3 separate regions of the Homo sapiens genome follow, and regions 1 and 2 are each linked to region 3. The links are chromatin contacts, found by Hi-C in ENCODE. All regions are on one chromosome and are shown on one strand. The core of a region is the stretch at or near the end of the contact, and the rest is flanking DNA. Distances in the headings are between cores, read along the strand shown. Region 1 holds the start of SPATA13 (spermatogenesis associated 13). Region 2 overlaps SPATA13 (spermatogenesis associated 13). Region 3 holds the start of CPAP (centrosome assembly and centriole elongation protein).

The links. Hi-C counts contacts between places; a loop is a spot of excess contacts on that map. Pooled maps may share reads with other maps.
Region 1: a map of CD8-positive, alpha-beta T cell shows a loop between it and region 3 (25-fold over the local background). The contact joins the promoter of SPATA13 here to the promoter of CPAP in region 3. A Hi-C loop is called at or near these places in 3 of 168 maps with a recorded cell type or tissue (CD8-positive, alpha-beta T cell and naive thymus-derived CD4-positive, alpha-beta T cell) and 8 of 50 pooled maps.
Region 2: a loop to region 3 is called in a map of B cell, with 6 times the contacts of the local background. The contact joins the enhancer-like site here to the promoter of CPAP in region 3. A Hi-C loop is called at or near these places in 3 of 168 maps with a recorded cell type or tissue (B cell, CD8-positive, alpha-beta T cell and naive thymus-derived CD4-positive, alpha-beta T cell), 19 of 37 single-sample maps with no recorded cell type and 17 of 50 pooled maps.

The regions. Positions count from the first base shown.
Region 1 is chr13:24,159,412-24,162,437 of GRCh38, reverse strand. SPATA13 (spermatogenesis associated 13) reads right to left here and starts at 1,718. Exons shown (of 13, transcript NM_001166271.3): 1 at 1,506-1,718. MIR2276 (microRNA 2276) reads right to left here and starts at 22; the gene lies at 1-22. RefSeq lists a silencer at 1,768-1,827.
Region 2 is chr13:24,273,144-24,276,309 of GRCh38, reverse strand. The region is part of intron 4 of SPATA13 (spermatogenesis associated 13); the gene reads right to left. Among named protein-coding and RNA genes, the nearest start is that of SPATA13-AS1, 20 kb to the right of the region's middle. RefSeq lists enhancers at 1,040-1,099, 1,400-1,689. Within about 2 kb of position 1,634, at least 18 of the 41 ENCODE cell types and tissues checked have a DNase peak (open chromatin) inside an H3K27ac peak, as active enhancers do; they include B cell and CD8-positive, alpha-beta T cell, where a contact is called at or near this core.
Region 3 is chr13:24,921,471-24,924,466 of GRCh38, reverse strand. It overlaps CPAP (centrosome assembly and centriole elongation protein), which reads left to right and starts at 1,606. Exons shown (of 17, transcript NM_018451.5): 1 at 1,606-1,706. RefSeq lists enhancers at 659-1,560, 1,561-2,462.

The DNA.
Region 1 (3,026 bases), core at 469-2,968, 760 kb after region 3:
AGAGGGCGGACTGGAAGAACACAAGGAACCCAGGGATGCTGATGGAGCATGGAAAACCGCAGCAGAAGGCACTGAGGCAAGGTGTGCCCTCCAGGCGGGGCAGGCTGTGGCTGGGCAGAGCGCCTGCCAGGGAGAAGTAGGGCAAAGGGAAGAAAGCACCTGTGGGAGAAACATGGGGAAACAAGGAAGAAACCTGCATATGCACGGGAGCACAAATAAGGAAGGAGATGGGAGAACTGGGTGGAGGCAGATGGCAAACGTGGGGGCCAAGGGAGGTAGATGAGAATTAGGATATGGGATAATAAGACAAAGCCACATGAAACTCTAAAGTGCGGGAGGAGGGCAGAGAACAGGGAGGGTGCATGACAGGCACCCCGAGAATAATGCAGTGAGGAAGTTTGCAAGACGGGGGAGGGGGACATTAGGAAAAAAGGAGAATTTGTTGGGAAAGGTGGAAAAAGAAAAGGAGTGAGATTTCTCCGCCTGTTAGCAAGGGGAATAAAGGAGAGCAAATCGCTGGGTGACCAGGAAAGGTTCACAGAGAAGAAAACACGAGGCAGCAAAAACCGAAGGTGGGGACAGAGAAAATGCTGGCAGGGGGAGGTGCATAATATAAGGCTATGGGAAGCCATGGGAACAAGAGCTGAATAAATTCACAGTATTATTCTATTTATCCACATCCCTATGCAATGCTGGGAAGCAAATGACCCACAGGGTTTTGTTTGCTTGCTTTGGTTTGGTTTTCCTGCACTTGGAGGGAGGGGAAATTTGCTCAAGCTCTGTAACCTTGCAGTCAGATGGGTGGCCCAGCCCAAGTCACCCGAGCTCCCCCTGACGCTGGCAGCAGCGCGGGCTTCTACCTGCCTGGGGCTGGAGTACCAATTCCCCCACCTCCTGCACAGAATGGGACCAAACCAACTCCGCCAATGCATTCCCTGCAGTCCACAGACGATGGGCACCGGGTCCCAAAATCTTTCCCCTGGGACGAGACTCCGCTGGTACCAAGAGAAACTTGCTTTCTAAACTAAGCTCTCCAACCGCATCGCTCCGGGTCCCCGGAGGCACCAGCCACGCCACCCGATGGAGCAGAGCGTTACAGGGCTCCGCCGCGCCAGGCTCCCCAGACTCTGCCACCCCCACGGCCGCCCCTGTAGGCCAGGCCCCGCGAGCTGGGAGCGCGGGTGAAGTTACAAGGCGACCTCCCTGCAGGCTTCCGGCTGGAAACGGCCTTTTGCGAGAACACCACGTGCATGTCCTCCCAAAAGCGATGGTGCCGGGTGGCCCAGAGGGCGCAGAGCCACCGCCGGGCAGGGAGCGGGCGCACGGACCTAACAGGTGAGCACCCGGTAGCCTCCACCGGCGGGGGAAGCAGAGGCCAAGCAGCTGGGAGCTGGACATCCCGAAGCCCCGAGGCAGTCCACTGGGACTCAAATCCTCCCGATATTCTACCTAACAGCCCATGCCCGCGCCCGCCCGGCAGAGCCGCGCGCCCGAAGCCGTCTTACCTCCTGCGGCGCCTCTTGGCGGAGCCTACAAAGTCAGCGTGTCCAACACGTCCCTGCCCTCAGAGCCACCTCCGGTGCCGGCGGAGCCCCGAGGTCGCCGCACTCTCGGAGGAGCCTGGGATCCAGTGCGCGCCCTCGGAGCTAGCGACCGGCAGGGCGATCGCGGGAGAAAGCGCAACGCACACTCTCCTCCCGCGCCGCGGCAGCACACTCAGCCAAGCCACGCCCCAGCCCCGCTCCCCACCAGGCCACGCCCCCAGCCCGGCTCTTCCCCCCGCCCCATATCAGGCCACGCCCCCGGTTAGCTCACTCCCTCAGGCCACACCCTCGGCCACGCCCCCACACTACCAACCACAGCCGGGGACCCCACCCATCAAAAACAGTTCCCCGGCCAGGCGCAGTGGCTCTTGCCTGTAATCCTAGCACTTTTGGAGGCCGAGGTGGGCGGATCACCTGAGGTCAGGAATTTGAGAGCAGCTTGGCCAACATGGTGAAACCCCGTCTCTAATAAAAATAAAAATTAACCGGGCGTGGTGACAGGCGCCTGTGATCCCAGCTACTCAGGAGGCTAAGGCAGGAGAATCACTTGAACCCGAGAGGCGGAGGTTGCAGTGTGCCGAGATCGCGCCACTGCACTCCAACCTGGAGGACACAGCCAGACTCCGTTTTTTAAAAAAAGAAACAAACAAAAATAGTTCCCTCAGCCACCAGCCAGCCCCCACCCCCCAGGGCGGGAAGAGGAGTCTCATCTCCGGGGCAACCGTGCCCCACTGCCCACTGCCTGGGCCAGAAGTTCACTCCCTGTGAAAGGAAAACGCAGGGTAGGGATTTTTAAACCTACATGTTTCCCAGGGCCTGGGGCAAGTCTTGAGTAGACTGTTGCAGTAAACCGACTCAAAGGCCTATCACCTTTCTTGTGAGGCTCAAGGCCTAATCATTAATTGACATGAAAACCACAGAAGAGAAGCAAACCCTTCTGTGCTGGGATCTGTGCCCCAGTGCTCCATGTTCCCTGATAGGCAGCTAATGGAATTCATAAAATAAATGCATGCTTTCTACCAGTGTAGTTTTTTAGATGATTCATTTAGTGGCCAGCACTATTATTTATAAATGTCTATTGTCTTTTATAATCAAAGAACAATACCCACAATCTGTAAAATAAAAAACAAAAATTATATTACCCAATGAAAAGTGAAAATTAATTTTATGTATGTTTTTTAAAATATTGAAAAAACTCTGTATGACATTATAATGGTGGCTTCATGTCATTATGCATTTCTCAAAACTCACAGAATGAACAGCATGCGGCGTGAGCCTCCTGTAAGTAATGGACTTAGTTCATCTTAATGTAACAACATGGGCCCATCAATCATAACACATGTGCCACTCGAATGTAAGATGTCAGTACAAGCAGCTGTGTGTGGAGGGAGGGGCGTGAGGGAGTACATCAGAACTCCGTGTACTTTCCATTCCTGTTTTCTAAACCTAAAACTGCTCTAAAAATAGTCTATTAATTAAAGC
Region 2 (3,166 bases), core at 385-2,884, 650 kb after region 3:
TCCATTGTTTGGTTAGCACTTCCATTGATTTTTAAAAAAGGAAAAAACCAAAAATATTCCATTGTGAGTATACACACCACATTCTGTTTACCTGTTTGTGGGTGAACATTTGGGCTCCTTTTACTACTTGGCTATTGTGAGTAATGTGCTACTATCTTTTTGAGACCCTGCTTACAACTCTTTAGCATACTTGATCAAATGGTAGTTCTAGTTTTAATTTTTGGAGGACTCTCCATACTGTTTTCCACATGGCTGCATCATTTCACATTCCCACCAACAGTGCGCAACAGTTCCAATTTCTCCACATTCTCACCAACCGTAGTTTCTTTTGTTGAAAAAATTGGTGTGGAAAAAACATTTTTTGGGGGAGGGGTGAGGGACAAGGTCTTGCTCTGTCGCCCAGGCTGGAGTGCTGTGGCGCGATCTCAGCTCACTGCAGCCTTTGCCTCCAGGGTTCCAGAGATTCTCCTGCCTAAGACTACCGAGTAGCTGAGATTACAGGTGCGTGCCATCACATCCAGCTAATTTTTGTATTTTTAGTAGAGATGGGGTTTCGCCATGTTGGCCAGGCTGGTCTCAAACTCCTGACCTCAGGTGATCCACCTGCCTTGGCTTCCCAAAGTGCTGGGATTACAGGCGTGAGCCACTGCACCTTGCCCAAAAAGCCATTTTTGGAAACGATCTTGTAAACAAGAAGCAAAGACTGCTCCAAATTGAAATCAGTTTTAAAACCCCAAATGCCTACATACAATCAATATGAGAGCAGACAGAGCAGGCTCTTTCTACAACACTTCCCGCAGCTTCAGTCAGGTAGAAGGAGCACACCCTTGGTCATCAAAACTGCGTGCTGACCATCAGCGCCTCTCTGACTGGGGACAATTCCAAGAGAACACATCTGTTCCACAGAGTACTATCAATTCCAAAAATGTAATAAAGTGAATTTATAATGCTCTTGTTCAATAACCATGGTTAACCATCACTCCTAGAAACACTGCCCTCTGGGGGCCCCTGATTCCTGGGGCTGCATTGGTCCTTCCCCAGTCCATCCCTTACACAAATGTCTCATTTTCCTCCCCCTCTCTGCTTTCCTCCTGGCTGCAGCTGTCAGTGAGTAGAATGCCCCAGTCCCCATTTTCAGCCCTGGCCACTTTTAGCTTTAGGAACTACTACAGAGAACAATGTGGTAGCCATAGAGGAGGTGTCATTTTTTTAAATTGGAAGGATTGTTACAAATACAGTTAGAGAAGACATCAGGAAAAAAAAAGCCCCTGACTGATAAGTGGGGGAGGGTAGTCCTGGTGAGGGTGTGATAACAGGGTGGAGGTTGAGGTGTTCTGTTAAATGAAAGGGAGGTGAGATCTAACACAGCCCTTAAACATCAGGCACTTGACAACAAGGAGACATAGATTTAGCTATTTTCATGAGGCACTCTCCAACACTGCCTAGCTAATGAGCAGCTGGTTCCCGACCAGCATCTCCCACCCAGCATCACTCCTTGGTGGGGAATTTCCCCTCCCTTGACTTCAGGGAAATTCCCCCACCCTTAAAATAATCTGCTAAAATCATGTATTTGAGAAAACCTCTTGCTGATGGCTCAGACTTCCTCAGAGTTGAGATAAGCCATTCTGACTTCCCATCTTAAAAACAGAAATGGCAAGCCCAGGCGGGCAGCTCGTGTTCACAGCTGGGAGCAGCTGTCACGGGCTGCTGCTCTGTGGGCTGAAACTATGGGTGAACCCCAAGAGCTCAGGCCACGGAGATGCACACAGAGGGAAAGAGCTGGGTCACAGGAACTGACAACGTCAAAACATGATGCACAATTTCCAGGGTCCATCCCCCTTCAGTGGTTCCCAAACACCCAGGGCCTGTGGCATCTAATCACATGGAAAATGTTTAGAAAAATAAAGATCCTCCCCTGCCCTGGGCCACTGAGTCAGGTTGGGTGGTGGTAGTGGGGAAGGATGTTGGCTGAGAATTTATTTTGAAAAGCTCCTCAAATGATTCTGACACCTGGAAAAATTTGGGAACCACTGGACCTTCAGGTTAAGCTTACTTAAACCACACCACATGCTCAGGTTGTTCTAGGACATATGCCTTTTGTTGCCTGTCCATGCAGCAAGCCACAAGTTGCAGGCAATGGATTCTGATTGCATTGGCTGGAAACCTCTGCGTTAGCCAATGTGTACCACTGAATGTTCCTTATTCCAACGAATAGGACAAAATCCTTCCATCCGTCCACGCTGACCTCTCCGCCTGGAGCAACTTTCCCACCCAAAACAGCCCATCAAATTCTGGCTCATCCCTCAAAAGTTTAACCATTGGCCGGGCGCAGTGGCTCATGCCTGTAATCTCAGCACTTTAGGAGGCTGAGGCAGGAGGATTGCTTGAGGCCAGGAGTTCAAGACCAGCCTGGGCAACATAGCAAGATCCCATCTCTATTTAAAAATAAACTTAAGGAAACAAAAACCAACCAAACAACAAACAAAAGTTGTAACCATCATTGCTTGGTGACGGTTCCATGACTTATTTTTCAGTTCCCTGATCCTCTGCCATAACAATATCTGCCTTTGATGTTCTATAAACATGTTAGACTAACCTCTTTTAAAATATGTATCGCATTTACATTATAGTTATTATTAAGTTTATATCTGTCCCTTTATATCCTGTCCCTACTCTTATCCTAGCTATGACTTTCTCAAGGACAAGGAACATGCTTAATAGTCAGTGTTGGGTGACTGAATTAAAGTATGAAATATGTTTCATGTTCCAGAATGTAAACTGTTAGTGTTGGAAAAGTCACTAGTATATCTAATCTAGACTTTCAAGCCATTCTTCACAAATAGTATTTTTCAATCTTTTAAACATGTGGACAACAATAAGATCAAAAGGAATCCTAGAAACTGACATATTAACTCTCACTAATAATCTGTTATTAATGTCTAAGGAGCTTTGAAGAATCATTCTCTTAATGTATAGCTTCACATCAGTATTCAACTTAGGGCCCTGCACCCTGGGCAGCCAACACCCCATTGGCTCCAGACCCCACAACCAAGCCAGCAGCTCCACTCCCTCCTGCTCTCAAAACTCAGCCTCTGTCCCGTCTCCAGTTCAGAGCTGGGGCGTCGTTGGCTCTGGGCTTCTTTGTATCTTGCGGTGAGCTCTTAGG
Region 3 (2,996 bases), core at 357-2,856:
TAACCTTAATTTAACAGCCAGTTAAGACTTGAGTGTGGTAAAAGATTCATTTATTTATTCAATCAACAAACAATGTGGCACTACATACTATATTAAAATAAAAACATACGAATAAAATATAGGCACAAAAATAGAGGATATTGCGACTATCCTTAAAGATACACATTTTAGGAAGAATGATGAGACTTTTGGGCATGCTTTCAAGCCAAAGGGCTATCATAAATGAAAAGGAAGATTGTTTGGGTCCTTGTCTGGCATCTTAAGTAGCTGTGTGATCTCGGAAGTCTCGGGCTTTAGCTTCCTCACCCACAGTGAAAATTAAAAAGAAAAATTGGGCCGGGCGCGGTGGCTCACGCCTGTAATTCCAGCACTTTGGGAGGCCGAGGCGGGCGGATCACGAGGTCAGAAGATCAAGACCATCCTGGCTAACACGGTGAAACCCCTTCTCTACTAAAAATAAAAATAAAAAAATTAGCCAGGCGTGGTGGCGGGCGCCTGTAATCCCAGCTACTCGGGAGGCTGAGGCAGGAGAATGGCGTGAACCCGGCAGGCAGAGCTTGCAGTGAGCGGAGATCGCGCCATTGTACTCCAGCCTGGGCAACAGAGCGAGACTCCATCTCAAAAAATAAAAATTAAAAAAAGAAAAGAAAAATTGAAAAAAGAAGCAAAACCGAAATCTTGATTTAGAGAAGTAGACTCTTTTTGAAGTAGAAAGCAAAACAAATTTTGGAGGACCAAATTTCTGTGAAATAGTTTTGTCTTTAGCAGTCGTTTGTTTCAGTTATAACGGTTATAAATGGCACTTCATTTGATTTCTTTAAACATTTTACTTGGCCTGCTGTTTAATCAGACATGGAAGCCAGGTATGTAGTACTGTGGTAACTCACGGTGCTGTAACTTCCTAGATTAAAGGGCCGTGGCAGTTAAAACGAAACAAAACAAAAAAATTTCTTGAATTCTGCACTGTCAGTATTCAAACTAGTTTCAGAATCTAATGGACACACTCTGCCAAACCACCGATTAGCCATTTGAGGAGAGATGAAAGATGCCTATTTTTGGAGTGAATTCTCATAGGGTTATTTTCGTCTTACGAAATGGTGTAGCGGACTGCCCTTTTTCTCCTTTACTAAGTCACCTCAGCCAAAGCGGAAAACAAAGAAAAAAACCAAACCAAACCAAAAAAACGACAAAATAGACCGTACGCAAATAGAAAAAAAAAAAACAAAACCCAAAACACCTCCTTTAAGCGTCGGTTGGGCTCTATGTTAGCTTTGACTCTCCGTGCTCCCTGCTTTGCTGGGAACACGGAGATCCATCGCTCCGTTAGGCGTTCCCTTTAGTTTTCTAAGTGTGGGAGCCTGGGGCGACGTCCACCACGGAAGGTCTCTCCCGGAAACGGTTTTCCGCCCCGCCACGCCGCCCGCCTACGTCGACCACTGGCCCGCTGCTGGTCGGAAGGCGGCGCGCAGTCCATCCCCCGCCGGGCAACGCCCGTCGCTGTGGCGTCACTGGGAGTTGTAGTTTCACTGGGCTCAGCGGTGCCTGCGCTTTAGCGCAGACGCGCGGGTGAGATCCTCACTTCCCACAGGACCTCGGGACGGGGGCGGGGCTCCGACAGAGGCGGCGATTGTGGCGGCCCATTTGTAAATGCTGCGGAGATTGAGGTGTCGGTTCGTGCTGCTGAGCTGCCCAGGCTTCACGGAGCGGTAATTTGTGGGCGAAAAGAGCGGAGGAGCTCTTTGTCCGCCGCCCTGCGCCGGAGATGGACGGCGGTGGGCGGGCAGGACTCTGCTCGGACCTCGGGGTTGGCTCGGCGGGGCGAGGAGGGAGCGGGGCGCCGGGACGCGCTCAGGCCCACGGGCGCGCTGAGGCCCACGGCAGTTCAGTGGCTTCGTTCATTCGCGCTGCTTTGTTCTTCGCAGAGCTGGGGAAGCCGGCCTCTCTGGGGTGTCTGTCTCTCTGACCTGGCTGTGGCGGAACTTGAGTTCCTGTGGGCAGCGCGGCAGCCGCAGTCCGCTGGAGCAGGGTGGTGAAGTAGCGTTGCTGGCTGTCCTAAGGGCCGGTCTTGCCCCAGCTTTGTCAAGGGCTTCTCTCTTGAAGCTTCGTGTGGATTCATGGCTTTCAAGAACGTGTTGTATTTTAGGGGACTGCTAAATCACTTCCCAGACCAACTAGTTACTTCTCACGGTCTAAGAGTGGCTTTGAATTTGCTGTTTGTATCCACTCTCCTCCCTCACCGTGCAGAGAATTTATCTTTTTTTCAATACTGCTTTAAAGAATGTTTACATAGCACTTTCTGGAGATTTCAAGGCTGTCAGTTTGTTACATTTTTTAAAAGTTTTATTGAGGTATAATTGCTATACAATAAAAATGGCACATGTTTAAATGCATTCCATTTGATGAGTTTGACATACACGTGCACCCGTGTCCTTCAGATTTTGATATCTGTAAAGTCTGAGTCCACATACTAATCCTATCTCGGCATATATATTATCAATGCTCCCTTTACCAAGACCTCAGTATCAATAATAAGTAGCAGGTTCTGGTGACGCTTTTTTTATACTTCATGCTGACATTAAATATATTTTTAGAATCGCGGTCATGAAATTGAAGGTATAGAAGGTGTGTTTGGTGGGGAGTTGGAGGAGGAGATGCAAAAGTCTGGCTGCTGCATCCCAAGACTGCTTGCACTTGTCAGTCTAGTAGGGAATTTTTCTAGTTTTCCATATTATGAAATGACCTTGTAGTTTGTCTCCCTTCTGAATTTGGATTTCGAAAGATTTTCTGCTAAGGTCATTGAAATTAAGCAAAGTTACGTGGTTGATTTTGAAAAAAAAAAAGTCATTACTTTTTTAGATTGGTTTCCTACTGAAAAACAATTTGCTTAGAAAAAGTTTTTACAAATTATTCAGGAATAACAGATATCCAGTAAAGTGCGCTAATCTTAAGTGTACAGCCTAAGTGTATCCACCCCCTGTATTAACCTTCCCAGTTGT